Linked DNA regions of Homo sapiens: region 2 is linked to region 1. Evidence: chromatin contacts called from ENCODE Hi-C or POLR2A ChIA-PET data. All regions are on one chromosome and are shown on one strand. Each heading gives the region's core, a stretch centred on a gene start or an enhancer-like site at or near the end of the contact. The rest is flanking DNA. Distances are from core to core; before and after follow the strand shown. Region 1 has its middle 24 kb from the start of FOS. Region 2 overlaps FLVCR2 (FLVCR choline and putative heme transporter 2).

What was found. Hi-C counts contacts between places; a loop is a spot of excess contacts on that map. ChIA-PET counts read pairs that join two places held with the same protein, here RNA polymerase II (POLR2A). Pooled maps may share reads with other maps.
Region 2: a map of gastrocnemius medialis shows a loop between it and region 1 (6-fold over the local background). The contact joins two enhancer-like sites. A Hi-C loop is called at or near these places in 1 of 168 maps with a recorded cell type or tissue (gastrocnemius medialis) and 1 of 50 pooled maps. POLR2A ChIA-PET finds 5 or more read pairs at or near these places in 1 of 52 experiments (activated T-cell).

The regions. Positions count from the first base shown.
Region 1 is chr14:75,253,542-75,256,301 of GRCh38, reverse strand. No RefSeq gene overlaps it. Among named protein-coding and RNA genes, the nearest start is that of FOS, 24 kb to the left of the region's middle. RefSeq lists an enhancer at 1,157-2,356. Within about 2 kb of position 1,306, at least 17 of the 41 ENCODE cell types and tissues checked have a DNase peak (open chromatin) inside an H3K27ac peak, as active enhancers do; they include gastrocnemius medialis, where a contact is called at or near this core.
Region 2 is chr14:75,647,215-75,649,914 of GRCh38, reverse strand. FLVCR2 (FLVCR choline and putative heme transporter 2) reads right to left here. Exons shown (of 10, transcript NM_017791.3): 10 at 1,748-2,700. It overlaps ERG28 (ergosterol biosynthesis 28 homolog), which reads left to right. Exons shown (of 5, transcript NM_007176.4): 5 at 1-124. Among named protein-coding and RNA genes, the nearest start is that of ERG28, 12 kb to the left of the region's middle. RefSeq lists an enhancer at 1,275-1,569. Within about 2 kb of position 1,379, at least 15 of the 41 ENCODE cell types and tissues checked have a DNase peak (open chromatin) inside an H3K27ac peak, as active enhancers do; they include gastrocnemius medialis, where a contact is called at or near this core.

The DNA.
Region 1 (2,760 bases), core at 57-2,556:
TTCAAATTCAGGTTAATGAGAAAGCCTGATTTATGGGTAGATTAGATTGAATCAGTTTTTGACATGGAAATGAAGTGGTTTGTGTTTTGTTTCAGATGGGAAAGCACTGATGCAATTTACCTCTAGGCACAGAAATAACCCATTTTAGGCCTGGCATGGTAGCTCTTGCCTGTAATCCCAGTACTTTGGGAGGCTAAGGCAGGCGGATCACCTGAGGTCAGGAGTTCGAGACCAGCCTGACCAACATGGTGAAACCCCGTCTCTACTAAAAATACAAAATTAGCCAAGCATGGTGGCGCATGCCTGTAATCCCAGCTACTAGGGAGGCTGAGGCAGGAGAATCACTTGAACCCGGGAGGCAGAGGTTGCGGTGAGCCAAGATCATGCCGTTGCACTCCAGCCTGGGCAACAAGAGCGAAACTGTCTCAAAAATAAAAAATAAAAATAACCCATCTTGTCATCTAGAAAAGAAGTGGAACAGCAGTCCTTCTTATCTCCCTACTTGAAACGCAGAGTTAAGTTCGAATAAGATGGTCGTATTTACTTTGCCATTCTCTCTCTTGAGGTCTCTCTTTCAGTCCTTCAGGCTAATCAAGGACCCAGCAAGCCACTGACACAGTGTATGAGAAGGAGAAAATAAAGGCAAGATTTATCTAATACTTTTGATATGCTAGGACTATGTAGAGTACTTGAGAGTACTCTATGTGTTATCTCGTTTTATCCTGTTAATATCCATGAGAACTAGGTCTTCATGTGCCCACTTTTACAACGGAAGAAACTGAGATTCAAGTAGTTAAGTAAGTACAGAGCCAGGACATCTCCAATGATGCCATGGAATGCATGGAAAACCTCCACTTGGATCATTCCACGAGCTTTCTTTTCCATAGGGAGACTCTAGCCCCCTTTTCCAAACTTTTTTCTTTTTCTTTTTTTTTTTAAAGAAGGGAAGATTGTGAGATCTGCTAGAGCTTCATGAAAAGGTGCTGACACCACAAAGAACACAAATTCATCCCTGCCTTCTGGGACTAGCCTATATTTCCTCATTGGCTCAAGATCCAAGGAGGCAAAGAGAGACATGCCCCAGAGCACACGCAGCAGAAAGGTTTGGGTGGTTCGGGGAGACTCTGACCTGCCCCAGGCTAGGGAGGGCACTACCTGAGTTCAACAGCTCCCTGGACAGCTCCACACAGATTTATCTGCAGCTGTCACTTACAACCAGCTCCTCCTTCCTCTTCTCCCTCCTCCCCAATGCCTGACCCTGCAGGGAAGCACGTCCAGCACGAATTCTTTCAAACCTCAGCTACCTTTAGGATTTTTATGTGTCTGAAGAGTTCCCTTCTTGACAAGCAGCATTAGTCAAGTCCAGTAGGTGGGAAGGGCATTTCCCGGTGATCCTGGGCTTGGAGGAAGGGGAGACCCTTCTCCCTCCCGGCTTTGGCAAGCAACCATAGAGAGGTCCATGTGGGTGGCAATGAATACAGACAAGCCAGAGGGGTTCTTGCTGGACAGGAATGCCCACGGGCCACACCTTCCTCAGCCCTCAGAGCACTTCATCATGTCTGGACCCGTGAATGGGGTGGCAGTGCCAGGGAGTGGGTTCTCCCAGTGTCTGGCTCCAACAGCTGGTTTACTGTGATGATTCTATTTGTGTTCCCTGTGTTCTGTTTGGCTTGGCAGCAGGGAAGGAAGAGGGCAACAGGTTCACTCCAGTTTGTACTGGGTTGTTCCTGCAGCCACACCCGGGCATTAAAGCAGGCGGCTTGCACCCTGGATGCCTTTACCTGGGGGCCCTTGGTGTGCAAAAGCAAAGCGTGGGAAGTATTTCCTTTTCATGGGCCAGCCAGGTGTGGCTGGCATTTCACCTATTCCTGTATTACTAACGTCATCCAGATTCAGGTCAAAGGGCAGGTTTCCTAGACTCCCATCACGCTGAGATCCGGGATCAGGGGATGGTTGATCAAGTCCATTTGGGCTGGATTACCTGAGTTCCTACTACTCATGGACACTTAACTCCTGCTTCTAAAACAAAATCTGTCCAGGCACAGTGGCTCATACCTATAATTCTAGCACTTTGGGAGGCTGAGGCAGGCGGACCACTTGAGCCAAGGAGGCCTAGACTGCAGTGAGTTATGATCATGCTACTACACTCCAGACTGGGAGACAGAGCAATACCTTGTTTGTTAAAAAAAAGAAAAGAAAAGAAAAGAAAATTCTGGACCAAGCGCAGTAGCTCATGCCTGTAATCCCAGCACTTTGGGAGGCCAAGGCGGGCGGATCACCAGAGGTCAGGAGTTTGAAAACAGCCTGACCAACATGGAGAAACCCCATCTCTACTAAAAACACAAAATTAGCTGGGTGTGGTGGCACATGCCTATAATCCCAGCTACTCGGGAGGCTGAAGCAGGAGAATCACTTGAACCAGGGAGTCGAAGGTTGCGGTGAGCCAAGATCACGCCATTGCACTCCAGCCTGGGCAACAAGAGCGAAACTCTGTCTCAAAAAAAAAAAAAAAAAAAAAATTCTGAGGTCAGGCAACTGTGCTGTACCTTGAAGGACTGGTGTCCCCAAAATTGAAATATGGTCTCTCCTAAAGCATACAAATTAGGGGTTCTTTTTATACAAGGTGGTAGCTTTCAAGGAAAACAGACTTCAAGGTCAAATAGACTTAGTCTAGAACTCTGGATTTGCCCCCTTACTTAGATGAGCCTCCATCCAGAACTAAAATCTCTAGCATGTGAAAAATAACAGCAAATATTTATG
Region 2 (2,700 bases), core at 130-2,629, 390 kb before region 1:
AGTTAAATGTCTTAAGATATGGAGCAGGCCGTTAGAAAGGAGGGAGCAGCAACTGGAAGGTAGAATAGTCTTATTCAAGGAATAAGAACTATGTAATCACAGCATGGTGAAGAGTTAGGAAGTGAAAGAAAAGGTCAGAAAAGGAGGCAAGGGGCTTATAAGGGTGTGATAAGAAGCTTGATGTTTACACTTAAATACATTGGGAATTCTCTTATCAGTTAAGTCTCTTTAGGTGAAAGGACAAAACCTACCTTAAACTAGCTTAAACAATAAAGATAGCTGGCTCATATAACTGAAAAATTACAAGATTAGCTTCAGGAAGGGTTTGATCAAGACTCCAGCTCCATTTCTTTACGATTCTTTCAGCACTACCTATGTGTGCTGGCATCCTCAGGCTGACTTCTTTTATGGTACCAAAGTTGGTTGCAGAAATTCCAGGCCTCATATGCCCAGAACACTGTATCTAGAAAAATATCTCAATGGTAAGAACTATCTTTTCTTTACTTGTCAGCTATATTGTTAGGAGGCAGTAAAAAAGCAGTGATGACAGTTAATGTTTGAACACAGATCCACATGAAGACCTTATGAAAGGAGTGAATGAAAACATTGGATGATTTAGGTCCTCTGAGCATGTGTCATGAAAATGTGATGCCCTGGCCGGGTGTGGTGGCTCACGCCTGTAATCCCAGCACTTTTGGGAGGCTGACACGGGCAGATCATGAGGTCAAAAGATCGAGACCATCCTGGCCAACATGGTGAAACCCCGTCTCTACTAAAAGTACAAAAATTAGCTGGGCATGGTGGCGTGTGCCTGTAGTCCCAGCTACTTGGGAGGCTGAGACAGGAGAATTGCTTGAACCAGGAAGGCGGAGGTTGCAGTGAGCCGAGATTGCGCCATTGCACTCCAGCCTGGCGACAGAAAAAGACACCATCTCAAAAAAAAAAAAAAAAAAAAAAGTGATTCCAGATTAGTAAAGGCAGGGACCCAAAGGATCTAAAGAGATGTACAGTTAGAGTATTTAGCAGACACTATGGATATTAGATTTCTTAACAGCCCAGGCTTGGGTCCCTTCCTAGATCATTTAAAATAGAATCATAATATTGTTCCTCCCCAGCTACGAGTTGCTATAAATATGATGCTAGAATACCACAGGCACAGTACAACTCTCTATGGAAAGAATGTACAGAACACAGATGATAGTAGCAGCATATTCAAGTAACACGCACAAGGTGATCACAACTGGGGAGGGATGAGTAACAGGACGTTGGCCAGTTAGGAAGAAAAATGGTAACGCAAGACTGCAGCTGCTGGGACTGAGCCATGGGCCCCAGCCACAGCAAGCTGATGCATGGCTGAGGTAATCAGAGAACAAACATTTCAACCACCCTTTGAGGCAGAGCCAGAAACAACAGTGGACTCTCTCATCAGCAGTCACTCACATTCCAGCGCGTACACAGCATGGAAAGAGGTCAGGGTCGTGCTGGATGTTGAGTTGCAGTCCCTCCATGTAGGCAAACAGTAACCTTTACAGCCTTGTCTTTAAAAAATATCCCTCCCAGATGGTAAGGTCTGGCAACAGTGAGATGCTCCTGTGGAAGACCACAGTTGCTGCTTCTCTAGCCTCACACTCCCCCGCCCCAGCCCAGCCCTTCCCCACACCTAAGACAGGAGCCTCAGGAATGTGTGACAGTCTTGCAGGGACTTCTAAGAGCCATCTCTGCCCCACTGAATGATAAGGCAGACCACTTTCTGAGAAGTTTTTATTGCCTCGAAATGTCAGATCTTACAAATAGAAAACACAAATTATGTTTTTAAAATAAAGCAATAGGTTTGGTAAACATTTTGTTAATACCTTTTGAAGGGTTTATGAGTAAACATCTTTCTCTTTATCAAAAAGTAAAGCACACCCTCACCTCTCTTCCACACTGACTCACTACTTCTGCCGAAAACGTGGACTTCTTTCTTCTATTACATACAGCATGTTCCTTGCATCCATTGCTTGAATCTGTACAAACACACACACACACACATGCAGACACACACAAACCTGGCTCCTCTCAGGCAGTGGCCCAAGCACCACAGTATTGCAGCCAGCACAGGCTGCCCTGATATGCTGAGGCCAGGGCAGTGGCTGGAGCAAGACAGCACAGTGGTCACGATCACAGTTGCCCAATGCATAGGAAAAATTACCAAAACCTCATTTTTAGGAGATATTACCAAAGCCCATGAGTACAGCCAAACAGCAGGCTAGATAGGAAAGATCAGCTTGAGTTGGTTTAAAGGGAATCCCTTTAAGTTTAGAATATCTGATAAAGATTATCGCTCAAAGCAGGTGAGGAGAGGGGTTGGTGGTGCAAATACTGTCCCCAGCAGAGGTGAGATAAGCTTTTAATTCTAACAGGCTCAATTCCCATTTCAAGGGGCACCTTTCCTTCTACCCCTTCCCTCTTATCTCTCAGAAGCACCTTTGGATTTTCAGAGTAGAATGAATCAAGATTAGTTTTCAGCAAAGGTTAGAGTAAGTTGACGGGGATTACCCTGCCTTGGAATAAAACAAGCACTTGGGCTGATGGCTGAGATTCCCAATGCAACATCAAGATAAAGGCATCAGAGGTGACTGTGACACACAGAAGTCCCTGGGGAAGTACTTCTGTAAAAAAGAACCTTCCCATTCCCAACTCAAGCTACCAGAGTTCCCA